Regions from separate parts of the Homo sapiens genome. Here region 1 is linked to region 2. Evidence: chromatin loops called from intact Hi-C (ENCODE). Cell type or tissue: dorsolateral prefrontal cortex. All regions are shown on one strand.

The links. A loop is a pair of places that touch in the nucleus more often than their neighbours do. Peaks named below come from ENCODE experiments on the same cell type or tissue, not always from the same donor. Only the 100,000 strongest peaks of a DNase experiment are listed, where the experiment ranks them.
Region 1: it touches region 2 in a loop (2.5-fold over the local background); 4 of 110 quality-filtered maps call a loop at or near these places.

What each region holds. Positions count from the first base shown.
Region 1 is chr6:136,431,108-136,439,107 of GRCh38, reverse strand. All of the region lies in intron 1 of MAP7 (microtubule associated protein 7), which reads left to right. Among named protein-coding and RNA genes, the nearest start is that of MAP7, 120 kb to the left of the region's middle. RefSeq lists an enhancer at 3,723-3,892. In dorsolateral prefrontal cortex, no CTCF peak of the experiment used is centred here; a DNase peak (open chromatin) is centred at 4,267; H3K4me3 peaks cover 1,950 bases; H3K27ac peaks cover 8,000 bases.
Region 2 is chr6:136,522,027-136,530,026 of GRCh38, reverse strand. All of the region lies in intron 1 of MAP7 (microtubule associated protein 7), which reads left to right. Among named protein-coding and RNA genes, the nearest start is that of MAP7, 24 kb to the left of the region's middle. RefSeq lists an enhancer at 3,451-4,261. In dorsolateral prefrontal cortex, CTCF peaks have their summits at 3,397 (motif pointing left) and 4,909; DNase peaks (open chromatin) are centred at 3,416, 3,786, 4,266, 4,926 and 1 weaker place; H3K4me3 peaks cover 6,117 bases; H3K27ac peaks cover 8,000 bases.

The DNA.
Region 1 (8,000 bases), 91 kb after region 2:
TGGCGGATACACACATTCAAACCATAGCAGGTATTAACCTATCAATAGTGCAGTTGAACATAAAATGAAGATCTCACTTCAATGAAACACAAATTAATATGATTTAAAACAGTTGCACATTGTAACTTTCTGAACACCTGTATTCTGTAGCCTGAATTTTGGCAGAGAAAGTGGTTGAAACATTTGTATCTACTATCAAATTACCATGATAATTGTTTATTGTTCTCTCTTCACTTTATACCTTTTAATTAAGCTGGGGGTTGGGGGGAAGGGAGGTGAGAAAGAAAAGGAAGAAAAATACAGTTTTTGTCGCAAGTGGATTTTGTATCATTTTCCTGAAGGTCTTGGTTCTAGAAATTCTGTAGTCTTGGTGACCTGTCAGTTTTTCTTTATAATTAACTGTGACTGTATTGTGTATTCATCAATATTATGAAATATTATGAAATAGTAAAACTCACTGTGACTGTATGCATGCTTGCCCACGCGTGGCTGAACTTTTACAAAGCAGTGAGGGAAGTTCTCCTAGGGTCAGGACAGGTCATCATGGGCACAAGGCCTCTCATTACTTTCTCTCATCAGAAAAAAACAAGTGAGAGAAAAAAAATGCACCTACACTCAGGTTCCTGAACCCCATCTTAGTTCTTCTCCAGATAGCCCAGCAAGTGAGTTTGTCTAATCCCTTTCTCAGGAATGAGCATGATGAATGAAAACCAAGCAAATTCTGGAGTCGAACCAGGTTAGATTCAGACCCTTTCTGACCACTTCTAATTTCTGCCTCTGTGTTTTCAGTGTTAAATGTGGATGCTAATTGCCTGCTTTGCAAGGTGTCTATAGAAATTAGATGTGATTATGTAAAGCTTCTAGCACAATGCCTATTACGATAAATGGTTCTCACAGTTGCTGATGCTGCTGTTACTATGTTTTTTCTCTACAGTAGTTCTGTCTTATTTTCCTTTGAAAGCTGGAGCTGTCTGTGCTTCTCCTATTTTATAGTATCAGTTAAGGGTTTTCAGTGGTGTTTTGGTGTGGTGGAGTTATTTCTTTTACTCAGGGAGCTTTTCTTAGGGAGTTAATCTGATACTATATTAGAGAGAGTAGACTCTCTGTAGACCTTCCTAGGCAAAGTTGAATGAGTATTTGGATGTAGCACATACATGGACACTTCTAGTTAGAATATGAAGCATGAATTTAGGTAGTCATAAAGGTTTATAATAATCTAAAACCAATTACTAAGATTTATAACCAACATTTTGAACATTGAGTAGTATTAGGATAGTTTTTCTAGCTTTTAAAATCAGCCTAAGCTTTTTGGTAAAGTCAAGTTTTGTAAAATGGGTGAAGATTTTTTTTTTCCTAGTGAAATAAGAATTGGCAAACTTTTAAAGCTGGTTTACGATAATTTCCAGATGAATAGAAACTAAAATGTATTGTCAGCTGATGTTTCATTGTAGGCTCCTATGAAATGACTGAATTCTGTCTGTATCCCTAAAAATTGAGATGAAACTGTCATTCTTATACATAATCTTAGCTAAGTGACCTCAGATTGAAGTAAATCAGATCAATATTGGTATTTTTATAACCCCAGCATAGATGGTGCCTGTATTGATTATTGTAAGTAGCAGGGCACTTTCGGGAGCTCCTGATGGAACCGGTGTTAGCTGTACCCTAGGGAAAGAATTATGCAACACAGTGATAAGTCATCTAACTAAATTCATAGCAACAAATCTATTTGGCTTCTAGGCATCTCTTTGAAGTGGGCCAAGGGCTTGGGGATGGAGGTAGGAAACCTGCATTGGTTCCTGCCGGGGCTTCTACCAACTCTGATGGGAGAGCCTCCTGGGCTGGCTGAGATGGAATTGCTTCTCTAGCCCCTTCACTGGATACAAAATAAAGGAGTGAAGCTAAAGGGTGGAAGAACACTTCCTGGCCACCTTCACGCCTGCTTCAAAGCCAAGGTCAGGGGGCTGTTATACCAGGGAGTGCTGAGAAGGGCAGAAAGCTGAAACTGCTCCTTCCTCCGATACAAGAGGCAATGAAAAACTGGTGAAGGTGGCCGATGATGCCCACAGGGGAAGACAGCACTGACTCCTGCTTTGTGGACTCTGCACAGATGCTATATTAGAACTCAAACTGCTAGTGACTTTCACATTTGTATCATTTTTAATGTGGTCACATTAATTTGACCATTCTGCAGGCCAGTGTTCATGTATTACTTTAGTGTGATTTTTCTTATGATCAAAATCTTCTAAAATCAATTTGGTGAGCTATAGAAAGAGAAGGTAAATTTTCCTTGTGTGAAATACAACTCTCAGTAATAAGACTGCTATTAGCTATTCTTTGAATCTTTCCTGTTTTCAGAGATGGCTTTGAGGTTTAATAAATACTTGTCCACAGTGATTTCAGATGATTTTTAAGAACTCATCTTTTAGGATGGATGTGGTAGCTCACACCTGTAATCGCAGTGCTTTGGGAGGCCAAGATGGGTGGATGGCTTGAAGCCAGGAGTTCAAGACCAGACTGGGCAACAAAGCGAGACTCTATCTCTACAAAAAATAAAAATATCAGCTGGATGTTGTGGCATGTTCCTGTAGTCCCAGCTACTTGGGAGGCTGAGGCAGAAGGATCACTTGAGCCCAGGAGTTCGAGGCTGCAGTAAGCTATGATCACACCACTGCACTCCAGCCTGGGTAACAGAGTGAGACCCCATCTTTAAAAAAAAAAAAAAATCATCTTTTAGAATATTTAAAAAATAGAACTTTTTCAGGCATAAGTAGTTACCTTATTTTTGCTGACAAATATTTGTTACAAAGTCAAGTTTAGCCTGCCAGAAAATCTTGCCTAGAGAAAATTGAATAGTTTATCCAAAAGTATTAATTGAGGAACACAGGTGTGATTATTTCTAAGACATTTTAAAAATCTAAATAGTTAACCACACATATTAAATGAACTTCCTTTCCTAACTAGCTCTAAAATATGATTACCTATGATCCTTTCCTTATGCCTATTTGCCATACTCTTATAGTGCTTGTTTTTTAAAATAATAATTCTCAATAATAAATGGGTTATGTTCCAGAAGTTCATATATGAATTAGGTGTTTGAAAGCTGGGACACATTTGCACATTATAAAAATATTTCATGTATAACTGATAACCCACAAAAGCCTATTTAACCTATTAGATAGTAATGTTATTATAAAATCCCTATGAAAAACATGTGTATAGTTATTCACCCAATTTGTATTAAACATCTATTCTACTTTAATGGTATAATGATGTACCTTCAAATTGCTCAGATTCTACTATTTCTAAAGCAGGTTTTCTTGCTTCCTCAAATTTTTCTCCCTACCCTGTCCTCAGCCAACTATAATTTTTCTCCTTCTTTCCTCTACTTGGAAACCAAACTCAGTATCAAAACCTCTCCCTACCTTACTATTTACAGAAAGCACACACCCTTTTGAAATTTTTCTAAGGTTTTCCACTTCTGTAAAATAAAGGACATAGGATAACAGAAAAAGTGTCATGAAGTTTAGGGCATATGCATCATTTGTAAACTAAAAAGAAAACACATTGCCATGTCACTTACTTAGAATACTCCTAATGCATCTAGGAAAAGTGGCAGTTTGAGGGGGCACTCAAAGACTGAAATGAGATCTATTCACATTTGATTAGAAAGCTCAGACAGTTCTTTAGACATCTTCCTTTCCGATAATGATTCCTCTACAATTCTGGAAACAGGACTGGTTATCTAGGAGCAGGTGTTTCAATAAAGAAGAGAATGGGGAGATAGGCCAGGCCTGTGACAGCCCTTTGCCCCCTGGGACGCAAGGAGAGTAGCTGGGTTCCTCCCAACCTCCACTCAGTAATTGTTGGCTTCTTTTTTCCTTCTTCTAGGAGAAGGTATCCATGTAGTTTATCCATTCAATATCTCTCAACCTCCTTCTGGCTTCTCCTACTATTGTAGGCACCAACCCCCAAGTGGATGTTGTAAAGTATGAAATGGTCACATAAAATGCATTCTAAAAGTATTTAGAAGAAAAGAGCCTATTTGTCAGCTTAGTGTTAGCTGAGCTCTTCATGACCCCCAAAGGGCCCATAGCTTAGGCAGATTTAGAATTTGTAATTGGATTCTCTTGTTTGAAATGGATGTAGCATACTTTAAATGAAAATACTTACTGGACAGCAAGCATGTAAATTGCAGTCTGTGGACTCTGCAGCTATGAATGCTCCCTGATGGGCCACTCAGTCAGCCTCTCCTCCGACCTGCTACTGTTTGCCAGGTTGTGGCGCCTGCCACATAGCACACTTTGTGCCTTTGAGAGTTGGCAGAGCTTGTAAAACCACTCTTTTGTTTTGGTGTTTTTCAGACTGGGATCCTTTCCATTAGTTTGTTTTGTTTTTGTTTTGTTACTACATTTAGATGTTCAATAGGTTCCAAAATTTGAGATCCCTTATTTGGGGACATATTGATGTGGCAAATTAGAGATTGAACAGCTCAAAAAAAAAAAAAAATTCCTTGCCTAGTAGAAAGATGATTTAAAAAAATAAAAGGAACATGTTTTAAATCTCAATTTTCTTTCCCACATGAGTCAGAGGAATGCTTTGTGATTTAAATCCCTTTTTCCTGGCCTGATATGGAGTCTCTGCTTGTTACGCTAAGCATACCAAAGCCCTTGCTTGGTCCTATTTCTTTGTTCTCCAGGATGATAGCCTTAATTACTTAATAGATTCAATTATATTTTCAGATCACAAATTACCTGTGAAAGTCACTAGAAGTTTGAGTTCTTTTTTTTTTTTTTTTTTTGAGACGGAGTCTTGCTCTGTTGCCCAGGCTGGAGTGCAGTGGTGCGATCTTGTCTCACTGCAACCTCTGCCTCCCGGGTTCAAGCGGTTCTCCTGCCTCAGCCTCCCGAGTAGCTGGGTTTACAGGCGCCCACCACCACGCCCGGCTAATCTTTGTATTTTTTAGTAGAGACGGGGTTTCACCATGTTGGCCAGGCTGGTCTCGAACTCCTGAGCTCAGCGATCCACTCGCCCTGGCACCCCAAAGTGCTGTGGTTACAGGTGTGAGCCACCGTGCCCAGCCAGTTTGTGTAGCATCTGTGCAGAGTTCACAAGGTGGGAGTCAGTGTCGTCTGTCCCTGCAGACATCATCAGCACCTTCACCAGTTTTTCATTGTCTCTTGTATCACAGAAGGAGCAGCTTCAGCTTTCAGCTCTTCTCAGGTACTCCCTGGCACAACAGCTTCCTGATTCTGGCTTTGAAGTGGGCATGGAGTTGGCCAGGAAGTGTTCTTCCACCCTTTTGCTCCACTACTTTATTGCCTATCCAGAGAAGGTGCTAGAGAAGGAATACAATTTCAGCAGCCCACGATGCTTTCCCATCAGAGTTGGCAGAAGCTGGGGCCTGGAACCCATGCAGGTTAGGCTTGCAAAACTAAGAAGGGTAGGAATGGTAAATGTATCCATATGGAACAAACCTTGCTTTTAAGCCTCTGATCCAATCCGAATAGCGTGGCTTCTTGAAGGTTTTGTTCCTACTTTTGTTCACTGTTACGCTATGTACCAGGAAAGCAAAGCCTCCTTGGAGTTTTCCTTGTGGTTATTTCCTTGGAAGTGGCTGACTTTTCCAGTTGAGTTCAGACTGGCAGAAGCAGAGAGTGCAAGAGAGTAAGTTACCAACTCTGGGAGCAAGGGATCAGGTGTAGATGCTGACAGAAGAAGGTAAATAATACTCAGTCAGGACTGTGGTCTCACACATCAGTGAAGATTTAATAGAGCACTTATGAGAAGATGAATCTAGAATATCTAATTCCTGTAGCCACATATTGAAAATGATGAAATTAGTTGCAGTTAAAGAAAGAACTTGAAAAGTAGACTAAAATAGATTACTAAATGAGAAAAGAAAGGGGCAGAAGAGTAAATTGTTCTGAATAAATGGAAAGCAAATACATATATTTATACATAGTTTTTTTTCAGAAAGGAAGAAGGGAAAGGCTTTTACCTTTCACTTTATAGCTTTTTGTACTTTTTTGAATTTCCTAACCATGTAATAGACATTTCTTTCTTAAAGCCAGCCACAGTGACTCACACTTGTAATCCCAGCCACTGAGGAGGCTGAGGTGGGAGGATTACTTGAGGCCAGAAGTTTGAGACCAGCCTGAGCAACATAGTGAGACCCTATCTCTTAAATAAATAAATAAAAACACTTCCTTTCTAAGATAAAAAGAATAAATGGGCTACCTGGGTCACAGAATTATGGGCTTTTTAGATGTTATTTTCATATTCTTTCTGTAGTATGGAAAATCTAATAAATAAAAGTAAAATTAGGCTAAATCAATAGATAAATTTACTTTCTTTTTATAAGCAAATGTGCAGTTGATACCTATCTAGTATTAAAGGTTTATTTGTAGAACAGTTGAGAGAGAAGGTAATTTAACCCTTCTGTAACCAACCTGTGAGTTGCACTTCATATAGGACCTTAGAATACTAAGTATTTGAGAAGAATTGTGGCTCAGGAATTATCAGGAGCTATATGAGGTTAGTGGGTTTGATCGGGGAACCTTTCACATTCTTTTTAGAATTCCACTGGCTGCTAAGGCGTTTGAATTCCTATGGAACTGATTTCTATTACAAATGTTATTAAAACTTGATGTGGCATCTCTCACTCATTTTTTCTCCTGATATTGCTTCTCCCACTATTTTCAAATCTAAAGCTGCTCTGCTTTAATATAACGAACCAGGACCTGCTTTGCTTTCTGACTTTTGGAACAGATTAGGCTACATAGGATTCATGATGGATCAAATAAAAGAGTTACTGAATAAGAAATAAGACATTTGGAAGGCTAAGATGCATGGACTTTATTCTGTAGCCAGTAGGATCTCTGTATCAGTTTAGGGATTTTTTTTTTAATTTATGAGTACAGAATTTCTTAATGATTTTAACAAATTGGGGATTTTCTTTTCTCTAACCTATCGGGAACATAGAAGTGAAGAGTTGCTGATACTAGACCAGCAACTTAAAGATGTCAGGGCCTGAGTCTCTGTTGTTCCCTCAGCCTTTCCCTCCTGATAGCCTCCTGGTTTCCAGATAGATGCTCTGCCTTAAGCATCACATCGACATTCAAAGCAGGAAGAAAAGGAGAGGTGTAGAGCAAATAAATTCACACACCAGAGTCTGCTGTGCCTTAAGGACCATTCCCACAAACCACACCTAACCACTTCAGTCTTCAAAGTTTTGGCCAGATCTGTGTCCAGTGGCCAATGAGGGTTCTGTTAGAAAAGAAGCATCAAGGCCGGGCACAGTGGCTCACGCCTGTAATCCCATCACTCTGGAAGTCCGAGGTGCGAGGATCACCTGGGGTGAGGAGTTCAAGATCAGCTTTACCAAGATGGTGAAACCCCGTCTCTACTAAAAATTCAAAAATTAGCCAGGCATGGTGGCACGCGCCTGTAGTCCCAGCTACTCGGGAGGCTAAGGCGGGAGAATCACTTGAATCCAGGAGGCAGAGGTTACAGTGAATCAAGATCACACCACTGCACTCCAGCCTGGGTGACATAGCAAGACTCCGTCTCAAAAAATTAAATAAATAAATAAATAAATAAATAAATAAATAAAGCATTAAAAAGTTGATATTTATTGGGTAACCAGCATGGAATGGAATGATATAGCCCCTTCCCTATGCAAACTTGTAGTATGCATTTCCAAGAGAGAAATGTTACATCAAGTATTTCCCATTATGTTTTGGTTTTGTTTTATTTTAATGTGGAACACATTTTTTTGTTTTGCCTCTCATGGGACTCAGTATTTAGAAATTTTGGAAGCATACATTCTGAAAATGATACAAGATAGAATGAAATCAAATGCTAAATAGCGTGGGACAGATTGCATTGGAGTGCAGTAAAAGTCAGAGAAAGAAATGTGATGGTGGTAGGAATAGCTTAAAAAGATTTCATGGGAAAGGGACTTGAGTTGGACTATGATGGATCGAGTTGTACTATAA
Region 2 (8,000 bases):
ACTCTATGTGTGCGTATGTGTATGCAGGTGACTACATGTTAGTCTTTTATATAGCATTGTGACAGCTAGGCCCAAGTCATGAGCTTACTTCCCCAAAGATCAGCAAGTTTGACTCTGTTTCATATTCATCCAACTCACAGGTTGGACATAGGCCAGAGATGCCAACCAGCCAGGGTAGGAGGACAAAGAGACATAAATTTATTGTGGACCAAGCGGGTGGGGCCTGCAGTTGCTCGGGGGCCTATTGGACTGTTTTAATCATAGTAGCTGAGTGGTAATGTTTTTACCCATAAATGTGAATACATTTTGAAATTATACTGCAGAATATTTTTACGCAATATAAAGCCAATCTAGTTGTAAAATCTACCATTTTGCACTAGGCAGTGCCTCATTTCTCTCAAATTTGTACAAAGCCTCTATTAATACAACATTTATCACTTTAACAATTTAAAGAAAGTAATTGCAAAACCTTACTGATTGTTGGAGGGCTGCATGCCCATTTCCCATGGGGACTGATTTAAGCCTCTGTATCTGCATGTGACATGCAAGGATAGTTGTGCCACATCTAATTGAAAATGCTCCTTAGTGCTGGAGAAGAGTTCAGGAGGCTGGGCGCGGTGGCTTATAACCTTTAATCCCAGCACTTTGAGAAGCCAAGGTGGGTGGATCACTTGAGGTCAGGAGTCAAAGACCAGCCTGGCCAACATAGTGAAACCCCATCTCTACTAAAAATGCAAAAAAAAAATTAGCTGGGTGTGGTGGCAGATGCCTGTAATCCCAGTTACTCAGGAGGCTGAGGCAGGAGAATCACTTGAACCCGCGAGGTGGAGGTTGCAGTGAGCCAAGACTGCGACTGCACTCCAGCCTGGCGACAGCGAGACTCCATCTCAAAGAGTTCAGGAATTCAGAGTAGTGTTTATTTTACTTTGGCGGATATTTAAATTTAAGGTCTCACCATATCCCTTTCCGTATTTGCCTTTGGTTTGGATCAAAATGTAAAAGGGAATTGCGAGAAGATGGTACCCACACCTCTACAGGGATCAAGCCACAGTATTCCTGGAATTCCCCAGGAGCTAACCCCTATATCCATTAAAGATTGGGTGTGAACATTTAAGAAACTAATCTCAAATGAATTTATGTCTTAAGTGAAAAATGTGTCCTTTATAAGGGAAGGAAAAAAATCCTTTATTGTTATTATTTGATCTTGTGCTGTTTGCTTTTCTGTGACAGTGACACAGCTAGTTGATGTTGGGGTCAGGATTTACACGACAGCAGGATGAGAGCATCTTGACTCAGTGGAGATAATGTGTTAGTTATTAGAGCAGCAGCTAGCTTTGTTTGGAAGCTGTAAGCTGTATTTGGGTGACAAACATTTCTAAATGAAATTAGTCATTTGCTTAATACAGATTTTCATTTTCTTTACCAAAAGGTAGTTTCAAGTATGCTTATTTTGTATGTGGGGTTTTTTTTGTTATTATTTTGCTTTTTTGTTTTGTTATGCTTTTGCTATTGTAAATACTGACCTGACTCTCTTGAAGTAGAGGAAAGAAGCTAATGTGGATTTGAAAATATTTTCATTTCACAAATAGTATGATATTGATGTATATTACACCTGTGTTTATTGATCATCTGATTAAAGAAAAATAATAGGAAATAACAAATCATGTCTCATTCAAGAATAAAAGTTTACAAATATAGAAAATTATGGAAGTATGTTACGTTTACAATTTGTATCCATTTTTTTATTTCTTAAACAATAAGATCTTATATGCGTCCTCCCTTTCCTTCCATCTCCACATAAATTGGAGATCGATCTAGGATTCTAAAACATCTGGGTCAAACATTTGTCATCGGGAGAAGCACTGGACTAGGAGGAAGATGGTCTAAATTTTAATTGTAGACTTGCTGCCAACTAACATTTGACCTAGGCAAGGAATTTCACTTCGTGAGATTCAGCTTCCTCGCATGTAAAACGATGCTGACTCACTTGCTTTCTCAGGCCCATTCAGCTCCAAAACTCCATTCTATTTTATTCCAAAGACCCACTGCACAGATTGACACAATTTAAAATAAACTCTAAAACTGAAATTTCCTGCGTTTCTTCATGCCAGAGATCTAAATACATGTGAACTTAATTAAATCAAGCAGCCTGTGGAGGGAAAGAGTTCTTAAGATTCATTTATTTTTTTCAGCATGTGTTTGCTCACAATTTAGTACATCCCCCAGCACCATGCTGGACAATAAGAGTAGATACAAAGAAGTACTTCCTGGTAGCATTGATAGTTGAACTGGAAATACCTTGAAAATAATTACAAAGCAAAAAATGGACTAGTTACAGCAAACTATTATAAAGTATAATAATAGTTGGTATTTATTAAGCACTTCAAGTTGCTAGCACTACACGCATTTAATCCTCACCCTAATACCATAGGTAAATGATAGTCATCACCCCAATTTTACAGAGAAAACGGAGGCACTGAGAGAGTTAAGTGAATTGTCCAAAGTTACTGTTCCACGCAAGAGATTTAGAGAGGATATTGTACTTGCCTTAGACTCCCTTGGGCCCTCTTTTGGGTAAGTAGGTTTAAGTACTGAGAAAAAGTAAGGGAGTAGTTGGGGAGTGGGAGGATTGCTTTTGACTTGCTAAGCAGACTTGATTTTTATTAAAACACAAAAGCAAAAAAAATGTTTTTTCTTAATTTGGCAGTTGGCATGTTTTAATGTCATTTATTGTAAATTTTTTTTGGAGACAGCACACATTTTAAGCAGTCTAGAAGTGGAGAGTCTTAAAGTGAGATAGCTTATTTCAGGAGAAAACAATAGTCACATGATTCTGTGCTTTGAAGAAAACGATCCAAAAAAGAGCTAAAATTGGGTCAAGTGTTGAGCATTGCTCAGCACCGCTGGTAGCAACTGCCCAGAGCGGTAGGGATTGAGGGTGGGGGGTGTGCTGGGTGTAATAGAGACAGGTTTTTCTCCTTTGGAGAATTCCCCAGTATAGGTTCTGTCCTTGAAACTTGAGTTGCAGAGGAGACACTCCACGTTGTGATCTCTGGTGGGAGCCAGCATAGTTCTTCCCTTGCCTGTCTTCACCAGAGGGTTTCAGGGACATGGCACTGGTGGCCCTCATGACTGGTGCTGCCAACCCTGTTCTTATACATGCTCTGGGGTGGTAAGAATGTCAGGAAAGTAAAGTGAGCTGCTCTGTGGGTACCAGCCATGCCTTCATTCATCCAGGGGCTTGCAAACATTGTTATGATAGACAACCTGGCCCAGAAAAGAAGAAAAAGCCTTTCTTCCTCAGGCTTCTGTCTCCATACTGAGGAGTCTACTGCTGCTTGTGCAAGCAAAACTCTTTCTCCTCCCATCCTGCTGCGCTGCCGCTGAGAGGAAGAGGGAGCTGCCCAGCGGCCTCACGCTGTAACCCTCTGCTGGTGAGTTCCCAGAACCCAGCATCCTGCAAGCTGCCGCTTCTCAGCTGGGGAGATGGAGCCGCTCTGGGCCCTTCTTGATTAGGATATGTTAGGGTTGTCAGGGCAACTGTTAACGGCAGCATATCATATTTTCCCCTCTCTGCTGTGGGCTGAATATTTTACTGTGTGGTAGCAGGAAGAAGATTGGAAAAAGGTGCTGCAGCAGGAAGAAGCTGGGATCTGATTGAACAGGTTGTGCAGTGGTGGGAGGCATCAGACCCTGCGTGTCTGTAGTAGGGCTTTTCTGGAAGGAGTGTGTGTGTGTGTGTGTGTGTGCGCGCGCGTGTACGTGCATGCATGAGCCGGAGCAATCACCAGCGCATGTGCCTGTCGGGGAGTCAGTGGGAGGGGGCTGGTAGGGGAGGTGGGGAAGCTGCTGCTAGGTGAGGGGAACTGCAGGGCCTCAGTTGCCAAGTGGCTGGTACTATCTGTCAGCTGTTTGCAAACTGTTTACCCATAGGGGATCTATTACAAGTGCTCAAATGAACAGGCAGCTTAGGAACTAGCAGCTTCCTGGGAGCTGCAATTACATAAGCATATATTTTTAATATAATCACAATTAAAAAAAAAAAAAACAAGTAGCAGCGGTATGCCTGGATCAGCTACAGCTCTCCGACATGAGAGACTGAAGAAGACCAATGCAAGGCCAATTCCTCTTGGTTTATTCACCATTAATGAGGAAGACGAACAGCAAAAGAATGGAAATTCCAGAAGACCAAAAGGTATGCATTAGCTCCACCCTTTGGTCGGAGCCAGATCCAGCCCTTGTCTCCCACACTGCCTATAGAACGTTTTATAAACTGTGCTGCTCGTGCATGCTCCAGGGAGTGCTTGTGACCTCCTAGCACGGTTTGCTGGTAGTGTTTATACCCTCTGTAGGGTTGTGTATGCATGAAATGGGAAACAGTTTTTGTAGATTCGGTGTATTTCAGATCAGTTGCCTTTTTTGACTTAAGCTACTTTCTTGGCCTAGAGATGTTTAATTTTTCCCATGCTCACTTCAGCAGTGACCAGTCACTCTGTCCTCATCAAGAGGAGGAAATACTGAGTTATCAAGGTTTAAACGAACATCTCCCCACCTTCCTTAGGTGCCTCAGATAATTTTTGCTTATTTTAATGAAGTGAGTTTCTGCTTTAAAGGATGAGTTAAAGTGACTCAAGAGTGCAACCTTTTCTAGGCAGAGGGTCAAAATGTCACTTCCCTTTCTATACTAAAATGTCAAGAGTAAAGAGGAGCACAGCAAACATTGAGGGCGAATGTGGAGGGTGAAGCTAGGGAGCAGGGAGGAGATCATGAGGTTGTATAACTGTTGATGATAACTGAATTCGTGTATGGCAGTTGAAATGCACAGGTTACAGAAAAGGGAAGTCTGACCCTTGTGTTGTTCTTTCACAGTATGAAAGGTAGCAGCAGCTTACCAGCTTCTTGAGAGCCTGTGTACTGCATCATTGTCAGCATTGTCTCACAGCTGCCCTCCCAGGGCTGTAATTATCAGCCAGAGACAGCAACATCAGACATTTTTGAAAAAGGAGCTTTAAGGCCTGTGTTTTACATTTTCCAGCATCCTAAGTCTTGCTTCCCCTTCCCCAAAATATATAAGCTGTTCTTAAACAGATGGGTTATGAGTTTTCTTGCTTTTATGTGCTGATTAATTTTTAGCTTGCTCTTAAATTATTCTGTCACTGAGGTATCAAATTTTCTTCTGTGATGCAGAGAGGTAGCATGACAAAGTAGAAAGCAAATATTTAAGCAATGATAAAGTGAAGAGTGTTAAATAGAATCCAGTGTCTGAGGACTCGTTTTCTTTTTCCTGTTTCTCGAATTAATCTTACTTTGCTTTTCTTAAATATAATTGAAACTGTCTACATTAAATCCAAAAGCATATTACTTCATTTTTATGAGACAGTACACAGGGAAGTTCTAATAAGTAGAATCTTACTACTGTAGTTGATTTTTATTTACTATCAGACCTGGCTCCTGTCTGAGAACCAAATGACCTCAGAAATCAAATGATGCTATGACTGGAGGGTGACTTAATGTGATTCTTTTATTTGCCTGTGAATTACATCATTGAACCAGAGTGTGTTGCTCTGGATGAAAACTCAGGACTTTAAATTTTTAGCAGCAAATCATTTTGCCTCTGAAAAGTTGGTAACTTTTAAAATTAATGTAGATTTGTTGAATTGTTCTCATGGGGTATTTTTGGAAACATTCTTGATTTGTGGTACTTTTCCTTGGATGTCTTGGACAGTAACTTAGGATAGCCATCCATTTTATTCTTAATAATTTTCTTTTCTTTTCTTTTTTTTGAGATGGAGTCTTGCTCTGTTGCCCAGGCTGGAGTGCAGTGGCACAATCTCAGCTCACTGCAACCTCTGCCTCCCAGGTTCAAGCAATTCTCCTGCCTCAGCCTCCTGAGTAGCTGGGATTACAGGCACCTGCCACCATGCCCAGCTACTTTTTTTTTGTATTTTTAGTAGAGACGGGGTTTCACCATTATTGGCCAGGCTGGTCTCAAACTCCTGACCTTGTGATCTGCCCACCTCAGCCTCCCAAAGTGCTGGGATTACAGACGTGAGTCACTGCGCCCTGCCCTCTTCTTAATAATTTTCTTGAATACCTCTGCCTGTCTCCTGTTGTTGTTTTTGTTTAGTTGTCTTTTAGTATTTTTTTAAAAAGGAAGAGAAAGGGGAGGAAAGAAGATGCTTCGAAAAACCTACTTATTTTTGGCAATTTTTGCAGCTTCTTGGATAAGAGAGACTTAATCAAGGAGTTTCTGACCCCCTACCATTTTTCTTTCTATCCCTGCCCATAGTGGTGGGAAGGGCAAGGGTAGGTATTGGAGGAATACTGGGAGAAAAAAATCCTGTGCTGATAAGGATGTCCAAACTTTCTGTGGATCACCAATTGTCTCTATGACACATTCAATAAAATAACCAGATAACCGTGGATATCTCTAATTATGCTCAATGAATAACACTATTGACTTTGACTGAATTTTTCATTGGGTCCATCTTAACAATAGGAATATTCACTTTGTAGTCCAGCTTTGTTCCATGGAAAATGATGGAAATGTTCTGTATATGCACTGTCCAATACAATAGCCACAGCTGCAGAGCTTGAAATATAGCTAGTGCAACTGAGAAACAAAATTTTAGTTAAATAGCCACATGTGACCACCTTATTGGACAACACAGTTCTGGTCTGTAGCATTGTTACGTTCTGAATTTGTGTCTTCTCTGGTTCGTTCGTCCTTACTGCTTCCTGACGTTGGATATGGTTGGGTCCTGAAATGAATGTGGTTATTAAGAGAACATCAAGGAGCAGACAGCCTCTGTACTGCATGAGAACACAGAAACCTGGATGTGTAGACAATTTCATTTTACCTTTTCCACTTAAATGTTGTTGCACTGTTCTGATTATTATTATTACCAGTCACTAGTTGCCTGTATCATTTGTTGCACCTTTTAATGGACTCTTAATTTTTTTTTCTCCTTTTTATTTTTATTTTTTCTTTAGTGACAGGGTCTTGCCCTGTTACTCAAGCTGGAGTCCAATGGCATGATCATAGCTCACTGCAGCCTCCAACTCCTGGGCTCAAGTGATCGTCCTGCCTCAACCTCCTTAATAGCTGGAATTACAGGCACATGCCACCACACCCAACTAATTTTTTAAAAAGCTTTTTGTAGGGATGGGATCTTGCTATGTTGCCCAGGTGATCTTGAACTCCTGTCTTCAAGTGATCCTCCCACCTTGGCCTCCCAAAGGGCTGGGATTACAGGCGTGAGCCACTGTGCTTGACCATCTCTTATTTTCTAAATTAAGTATTCCCAAAGCATCATAGCAAGATGACATACAGTTTATTTTTTGTGTGTGACTATTGCGATACACAATCAGAAACTTTTCTTTTCCTACCCCATGGCCTCATCTGCCAACCATACCCAAACCTGGTTTTCATGCTTAGTGTCTTTTTTCTACCAGTAATAAAGAAGTTTGCCATCTAAATTTGATGAGTTGAATGTTTCTGTTCAGGATTATCCTGGCTAATGATGAGTACCATCTTTTCAGGTACCATACTGTTGGGCAAACATCAAATAACTCAGTAAGAGAGAACATGGAGATTAACATCTGGCCTTCTATGGTGGCTTCATAGTTATCTGGTGGGGTGACAATAGTTTGTTTAGATGGCAGACTAGATAATTCTTGAAGGAGTGATTACTCTTCCATGTAATCGGTAGGAGTGTAATGTTTTACATACCTGACTGTTATTACCACAGTAATTAAATAATCACTGGGAGCGAGCTGGGCTTATGCTGATGCTCTTATACCTCGGAACCTCAAGCCTCCTTGTAATGCTGACTTCAGGACTGGCTTAGGAGAGACTGTTTAGGTGCTGCAGTAACTAAATGCCCTTGGATAGGTCTCAAGGCAAACCTGCCTTAGACGGTGAATTTTGCTGAGCACAGCGATTATTAAGTAATAAGGCATTTTCCTCCTAAACCAGCATTTGTTAAATGCTCACTCTG